Regions from separate parts of the Homo sapiens genome. Here region 2 is linked to region 1. Evidence: read pairs that join two places in POLR2A ChIA-PET (ENCODE). Cell type or tissue: GM12878. All regions are shown on one strand. Each heading gives the region's core, and the rest is flanking DNA. Links, peaks and the distances in the headings are about the cores only. Region 1 overlaps MANEA (mannosidase endo-alpha). Region 2 has its middle 130 kb from the start of MANEA.

Region 1 (4,414 bases), core at 279-4,278:
TTTGTACTCTCTCTCTTATTTCTCAGACTGGTTGACATTTATGGAAAATAGAAAGAACCTACGTTGAAATATTGGGGATGGGTTCCCCCGATAGAATAGAAGCAGCAGTTTGTAGGAAGTTTCACTTGTCTTTCTTTTCTATTGGAGTTAAGTCTTTTTTAACTTAATTCTCTATAATAACAGCACCGTATCATAGAACTCATTTTATAAAGCAGTCAATGTCAGCATTGTGCCAAATACCTTTCTAATAAGAAATCTGTATATAAAAAGACTTGAATATTTCATTCATATGGTGTATATGTACCTATATACTTATACTCATATATATATATATATACACACACAACAATAATGTCTTTTCTTAATCAGCCAAGAAGCACTGCATTAATATATGTCCATAAACATACTTACTAAAACAAAAACACATATAATACCCTTTCAGAAGTTATAAATTACTGTTTATAACCTCTGTTCAGTAAGATTTTCAGAGTCGTAAGTTAATTTTATTTTTGGAGACGTTTTCTTGCACTGTCACCCAGGCTGGAGTGCAGTGGCACAATCATGGCTCACTGCAGCCTTGACCTTCTGGGCTCAAGCAATCCACCTGCCTCAGCCTCATGAGTAGCTGGGGAACTACAGGCACACACCACCATGCCTAGCCAATTTTTTAAAAGTTTGTGTAGGGATGGGGTCTCCCCGTGGTTGTCCAGGCTGGTCTCAAACTGCTGAACTCAAGTGATCTTCCTGCCTCAGCCTTCCAAAGTGCTGGGATTACAGGCATGAGCCATCATGCCCAGCCTAATGAATTTTTTGAAAAAATTGGGAATATCTTACTTGTGATTATTCTTTTTTTCTCTACTGTCATTTAAAAAATTTTGTCTGATTCTATTTCACTTCAAAATGTTATTTAAAATTTGTAATTTTTCCCTTTTATGAAATTGTTAGTTAAAAATTTTTTAGAAAATCTGTTTAATGACTGGGTTTTTCATACACTAGTAAGTATTTCCTTTTTATTAACTGTGATTTGTAAATTTTACACTTAGATTTAGAAAATTTTAGTTCAGGCCAGGTGTGTGGTGACTCATACCTGTAATCCTAGCAATGTGGGAGGCTGAGACAGGAGGATCGCTTGAGCCCAAGAGTTCAAGACCAGCCTGGTCAACATAGTGAGACCTTGTCTCTACAATAAATAAATAAATGATTTTTAAACAGAATTTTAGTTCACATACATAGAATGTTCCCTTCCTACATTCAGCATACATGTAATCTGTTCAAGTAATGAAAAACATATTTTAATTTCTTAAATAAAATTTCCTAAAGGTTCGTCTGACTAAACGTAATTGGCATGTACATGGTGATATATCCAAATGAATATTGCCGTTTATTCTAGCCATAGACCCTTATTGTACACATTTATATATGATGATATAATTAATGTCTTCACTTTCTTAATTTCACCAATATGTGATGAAATCAGTATTAATTATTCAATGTAATGAAATTTATGGATTTTAGTTTTCGTGTTGAATATATTGGAAAATACTGTTGATAACACTTACTAATTATCTTTTTTCAATAAATTGCAGCAAAACACTTACTATTTTGGAGTTTAAAGTATGTCATCATGGCAAAGTTTCGGAGAAGGACTTGCATCATTTTGGCACTTTTTATTCTATTTATTTTCTCTCTGATGATGGGTTTAAAAATGCTGAGACCAAATACAGCTACTTTTGGAGCTCCTTTTGGACTTGACCTTCTTCCAGAACTTCATCAACGAACTATTCATTTGGGGAAAAATTTTGATTTCCAAAAGAGTGACAGAATCAACAGTGAAACAAATACCAAGAATTTAAAAAGTGTTGAAATCACTATGAAACCTTCCAAAGCCTCTGAACTTAACTTGGATGAACTACCACCTCTGAACAATTATCTACATGTATTTTATTACAGTTGGTATGGAAATCCACAATTTGATGGTAAATATATACATTGGAATCATCCAGTGTTAGAGCATTGGGACCCTAGAATAGCCAAGAATTATCCACAAGGGAGACACAACCCTCCAGATGACATTGGCTCCAGCTTTTATCCTGAATTGGGAAGTTACAGTTCTCGGGATCCTTCTGTCATAGAAACTCACATGAGACAAATGCGCTCAGCTTCAATTGGTAATTATTGTATATATATATATGTGTGTTTGTGTCTGTATATATGCATATAAATGATTTTTTGTGTAACTTTACTAGTTAATTTTCTCATTATTATTAATTATATTGTTAAGCTCATACCTCCAAATTAAACTGTATGTATGATCTTAAACATCCAGGCAACCACATTTTAACACTGCCCTTAGTGTATATTGTTTAATTTTTACATTTTGGAGCATTTCTGGATATATTGTTGATTTCTAATTTAATTCACTTTCTCAATTTTATTAAATTATGATTTACATAAAATACAATGAATTTCCCACTTTAAGTTTATAGCTCATTGATGTTACTCAAAAGTATATACCTGTTTGAATACCACCCCAATCAAGAAGTAAAATATTTCTATAGCCCAAAAAGTCTCATCATAATTCCTTTATTCAGGCCTACCTTCTCCCCTACCGCTGAAAACTGTATACATATCAGCTGGATCTGATTTCTATCAGATCTGATTTCTATCACTGGAGAATAGTTGTGAGTGTTCTATTACTTTATGAAAATAGAGTCATTCAGCATTTGTATGTGTGTATGTCTTTTGCTCAGCACAATATTTTGAACTGCACTTAACTATATCAATAGCTTAGTCATTTTTATTGATGAGAAGTCTCCTATTGTTTGATTTTGGCAAATTTGCTTTTATATTCACCTGTTGATAGGTGTTTGGGCTTTTTCAAATTTTAGGCATGTAGCATGTAATTTAGTCCTGCTTTTCTGTTTCTTAAAGTTATTCTGTCAGTCTTAATGTCTGTTTATTTCATTTATGTTTAATGTAATAATGATATGATTTTAAATCTGCCATTTTTCTGTTTATTTTCCATTTGTCCCACACGTCTGTTTCTTTTTTTCCTTCTTTTTCTTCCTTCTCTTACATTACATATGCGTATTATTCTGTTTTATATTTTCTTCTGGCTTATGTTATTCATTTGTTTTATTTATAACTGTACCTTTTTACAATACGCCCCTTTAACTTAACTGATTCTTATTGTTGTTCCCACCGCTTCTCACCTTTCTCTTCTCCTTCCTTCTGGCACTCCAATTACATATATTTAGATAGAGTCATATTGTCCCACAGGTGAATTACAGAAAAAATATAACTTGGTGCCTGAAAATTCTTCAGTTTGTTAATATAGTCTTTGTAAAACCTTCCAGTTTCAGTTTCATTTATCTTTTTAGTGCCCCTACCAGTAGAGCTAGAACAAGAAATTGGGTATTCTTACATTTTTCCAGCTCTACATAAAGGTATGGATTCACCATGGAGCTGATATGTATTTAGAGAAACACAAGAGTCTTTGATGAACAAAACAATGTAGAATTCTATGAATCTATATCAGATATGTGCAAGATGAGTTGTTTTCCTTGTATGGACTAACTTTTTTCAAGTATTTATAAAATTTAACTTTATAGTATAGTTAGAGATTTAGTTTCTATGTTCTGTATGTATTATGACATAAAATAGCTTGGGTCAGTTAAGACAGCATTGACTTCTGTGTGGTCAATATGTATGTGTGTGTGTCTGTCTCTACTAATTTGCTTTTGGGAGGAGAATCTTTTCAAATGATATTTTTTCTATTGTTTACAAAAAATTTGTGTCACATTTAAGTCTTTATTCAAGACTGTCTTGATATGGCTAAAAAAACTATGCTAGATTGACAGAGGAAATGGTTGTTCTTTAAAGTTTTAATTTTCATTTGCAATTTGAATAGTATACAATGAGGGTTTTTTCCCCTCCATTATAAATATAACTAATATTAATACATATTTGTAATACATAAACATATATAAATAATATATGTGGTAAATATAAATTTTAAATAGAAATATATGTGTTACACTATTTTTGGTATAGTTTGTGATCAGGAAGAAAAGTTTCAGTAAACATTTTTATGCCTATTCATATTTATAAAGACCTTTTTCCCTGTATAATATTTTAGTATTGTATCATGTATATGAACATTAATTATTTCTAAACATTGACAGTAATACAGTCATTTCAATTTTAAATGTTGACAGCTTCACTACGGATGCAAATATTTTACTTTTTGATGGATTTTCTCCTAGACAAAATTAAAAAATAAACTTGATAATAAAAGTGACATAATCAATTTATAAATAAAGAAATAATTTCTTAATGAGTTAAATATTGAATTATACTCATTGTTACCAGGCAGAAAATAATTTGACTGTTGGAATACTGACTCAAAACCCTA
Region 2 (4,414 bases), core at 76-4,075, 120 kb after region 1:
TTCATAAAACTACAAACTTATGCTCATTTGTAATAATAACTGTGGAAGAAAAGTATTAGCAGTGGTTTCTTCATGGTGATGGAAACAGCATAATTAAGCTATCTAAAATCAAAGTCTGAAATGAACTGGTTAATTTTGCATTTTACAGTAGAGAGAGCTACACTTTGAAGTAGTTATCATCTTTTTTAAAAGAATATAAGTTAGGTAATAAGTGAACATTTGGATGACTGGTCAAATTTGTGTGAGATTGGCATGCACACTGTGCAAAAATTATAATTACTGGAGATCAATTACTCTAGGTAATACTTCATTGACTATTGAAGTATCTATTTATGCCTAAATATCTAAGCGTTTCCCTTTTATTACTTTTAAAATAAATACTACTGTACCTACTTAGAGTAATAATTCAATCTATTGAATTCATGCTTTAGATTGACTGAGGAAGAAAATCCAGCACTGCCTATAGAGCAATACCACATAGTAGATTACAGAAAGAAATTAAAAGTAGAAGCATTGGTTCTGATATCTGAATTGGGCAAATATTAAATACAAATTTTGAATGTATTTCAATTCTGCCATCTTTGAAATATAGTATTTATCATATATTGGCTGTTATTTTTAGTATTCTTATTTTTTCACTAATCTCTCCTCAAAGTAAAAGAGAAAATTAGAGAAAAAACTGGTAAAATCAAAATGAGAGTTCATTTAAGTTGCAGTTTGGCAGCATAAAATATAAGCTACTGGCCTTTGAACCTTTCTGCTGTAGTTGTTGAAAAAACCCTTTATATGAAAGGGCTGGTGAATTATCTTTTCAATCAATAAATCTCTTTCTTAGAGGTTGCGTTGTTGCCCACAGGGTTGATGAGCCTAGCTAATTCCCCTTTAGGGCTGAAAAAACTATTCAGGTTCATATGACACTGCTATCCTTTAGGACTTCCTAGGATAAAGCAAATGATAAAAAATTACTACCATTAAATTGAATAAAAAGGTCAAGCTATCACCCCTAGTCTGTAAAAAGTAATCTTGAAACAATTGGAGTTGTTTAAACCCCACATTATTGCTCCTGTGTGTTTTAAGTTCCAGTGTGAATCTTGTGATGGCAGAAATCAGAGTACCTCATCTTGTGTATCGTTTAGAATGGCCTACAACTATGGCAGATGTAACCAGAATAATCAGAAGTACATTCCCAAAACAAATTAATAAGACTGCTTGCATACCCAGTAAGTATGCAAGGTATACTTAAATAAGAGCCCATCTTATTGACCCATATTATTTAATGAAAAGCAATTACACAGGTGTTTTCCTTATGGAGTTATAAGAGGCAAGCCAAAAAATCAAAGATCACAGACAATTTACCTATAGGGCATTTTCTCATTCTAACCATCCTCACTTTTCACAGTTCAATGGGGAAAGACTGCATACTGACTTTTTTTGAAATTTAAAACCAAGAACAAATTATGTTAATGTCAGAATTGTTACCTGTATTTGGTTCAGTAAAGATTCTTACATATATGCAAAACAATTGCATATAATCCAGATTATATGTGTTGACATATTGTATTTATTTCCTATATATTGATTTTTTTTTAAATTGGAAGACTTAAGTTACAGAGACAGATTAAAGGAAAATCTATTTGTTAAAAAATATGTGTATTCTCTATGAATAGGAATGCACAGATTTTTCTCTCTCATAACTCATTGTGATTTTGGCATTTGAGAGTTTCCTACAACAGAAAACAAGATTAGTAATGATTCATATTAGTTGAGCAGTGAAAATTCTCTCTTTCTCCGTGCCTATGTTTTATGAGGTGAAGTATGTGAATAAAACAAAAATGTGGATTGGTCATTTATCCTTTCCCACATAACTAAGCTAAAGTGAAACTGGAAAGTCTTGAATGTTTACTGCATCTTTAGAAATACACACACTCAAAAATACTTTTACTCATTTTCTTAAAACCTATTTCTGCATTTTGATGGTCCAGTATCTTTTAAAAAGATAGTTAGTTGGATTGCATATTAACTCTCTACAACTTTGGTACAAAGAAAAAATTACCTGTTCCCTTTATTTCTCATTAGCAGCTCTGGTCTCTTTCATGAGAAACCATTCATTGGTTGGTAGGAGAAAGATCAACTAAATATCTTGTCCAGTTTAAAGCCTGGATTGATCATAATATTAAACCATGTTTCAGATAGACTGTTTAATTAAATTTGTTGTAGAGCTGCCTTCATACATATTTTCAATTTGGCCTAAAAGTTTCTTTGTACATAGTGAACTGTAACTTAATTTGATGTGTAAATAGATGGTAACCTATTTGTGTGACAAATAGCCCAGTCTTAGCCCACCACAGCATGCAAACTTCAATCACCCACAGGTGCCCACCTGTTCAAAACAGGTTCAAGTAAGGCAAATGCCCAGCTCTAACCAGTCCAGTTGTTTCTGTACCTTAGTTCCATTTTCTATATGCTATTTTCCTTTTTCTGTCCATATATGTTATCCAACCATGTAGCAGCCCTGGAATCACTCTGAACCTAGTCTGGTTCTGAGGGCTGCCCAATTCACAAATTGTCCTTTGCTTAATTAAACTCTATTAAATTGAGCTTGCCTAAACATTTTCTTTTAACACATCTCATTGATTCTCACCATAAGACAAACATCTAGTAGTAGGAAGCACTGTGTTGGGTGGACCAGCCACCTGGCCTCATGCCAGCTCAGCTGATGTGTCATTTGAAAGGTAAATCCTATGTGTGTTTTATGTTTAGGTGTCCCTGGCTTCTAATGCTTAAGTCTGTGGTCTATTAACCTTGGGGTCCACCCTCAGCTCTAGAAACAGTCCTCATGGCAGTTCCTAATGAGCCTGGATCTACCTAAGGATTTGTTTATATAACTCATCTGCAATCTGAGTGTTACTGTCTTTGATCCCAGCCAGGGTGTACTACAGTAGGGACTCCAGCAAGCCTCTGACATGTTTCTGGTTCTATAAAATAAAATGAAATAAAATAAAATAAACAAAGGATTTTTAGAGAACACTCAAATGCTTCCTTCTGCTGGACAGTACCAAAGTTACTGTGATAAATCTGTTGCTGAGTAATGGGTACCATGCCCCTCAGCTTTCCAAATAACTAATGACCTATTGTTTTCCACTCTGTATTAGTTCGTTTTCACAGAGCTATAAAGAAATACCTGAGACTGGGTAATTTATGAAGAAAGATTTAATCGACTCACAGTTCCACATGGCTGGGGAGGCCTCAGGAAACTCACAGTCATGGCAGAAAGTGAAGGGGAAGCAAGGCACACCCTACATGGCAGCAGGAGAGAGAGCAAAGGGGAGAAGTGCCACTCTTTCAAACCATCAACTCTCATGAGAACTCACTGACTATCAGGAGAACAGCAAGGGAGAAATCCGCCTCCATGATCCAACCATCTTCCACCACGCCCCTCCTCTGACATGCGGGAATTACAGTCTGAGATGAGATTTGCGTGGGGACACAGAGCCAAGCCATATAACATGCTAATATAAATGCCTCTTTCTAAAAAAGATCTAAAAAACGGAAATCAGAACATCTGTCTGCTAGTCATTTCTCTGTCCTCTGCTTCTCATCTGTTACTCCTTTAGTTTCCCTAGGGTCAGAAAAGACCCAGCTTCCCTGTTTGCTCTTCCTATGTGGAATTCTATGGCTTAGCCCACACAACCTAGCTCTTGCCATGCAAAACAGAGATAAAGGAATTTAACAATCTTCTCTCATGACACTACCATCACTGTCAAGGTTATTGACTTGCTTCCAAATCGCATTTTTCAACGTCAAAAGCTGAATCTTTCCCGTTGATTCCTTTTGTAACAACTTATAATCTTCTTCAGGCAGAAGGACAGAGTAGGGCAAAGTGCATGTGGTGCAAAGGAAAGTTTCAAATGTTAAAAAGAAAAATAATTAATAACCTTAGATCATCACACTTATTACTTTTTTCTCTTTATGCTTCTAAAAGTAGATCATGAATATAAAGTGTATATAAAATTCAAAAGACAATGTCCATCTAGGAATTTGTCCCAGAGTCAGAAAATATATATAGAAAGACTGATGAATCTTAAAGTATAAAAATTAGTCATATTTGTATGGTAAAACTTATAGTTAAAATTATTAACAATGTATTTGAGAAAATACCCTTAATATAGGTGTAAGGACATTGATGCTCACACAGTTCAAAGTTCTTACAAGTAAAGAAGGAAAGGACAGCCTTCCTATTCATGAATAAGCAAATGCAAAATTAGAAATGTGAATTGTTAGTAAATATTAAAATAAATATTTGGCCTTTACTCATTATCAAAGAAATGAAAAGTAGAATGAGATACCATTTCCCCTACAGATTGGCAAAAATTCAAAAGAATGGTAAAGGCCAGGAAGGGGAACCACATAAAGA

The links. ChIA-PET counts read pairs that join two places held together with the same protein. Peaks named below come from ENCODE experiments on the same cell type or tissue, not always from the same donor. Only the 100,000 strongest peaks of a DNase experiment are listed, where the experiment ranks them.
Region 2: POLR2A ChIA-PET joins it to region 1 with 5 read pairs; 2 of 35 experiments call an interaction of 5 or more read pairs at or near these places.

Annotation. Positions count from the first base shown.
Region 1 is chr6:95,584,816-95,589,229 of GRCh38, forward strand. It overlaps MANEA (mannosidase endo-alpha), which reads left to right. Exons shown (of 5, transcript NM_024641.4): 2 at 1,587-2,168. The coding sequence starts at 1,625. Among named protein-coding and RNA genes, the nearest start is that of MANEA, 9.5 kb to the left of the region's middle. In GM12878, for the core only: no CTCF peak of the experiment used is centred there; no DNase peak of the experiment used is centred there; H3K4me3 peaks cover 313 bases; H3K27ac peaks cover 411 bases.
Region 2 is chr6:95,700,792-95,705,205 of GRCh38, forward strand. No RefSeq gene overlaps it. Among named protein-coding and RNA genes, the nearest start is that of MANEA, 130 kb to the left of the region's middle. In GM12878, for the core only: no CTCF peak of the experiment used is centred there; no DNase peak of the experiment used is centred there; H3K27me3 peaks cover 120 bases.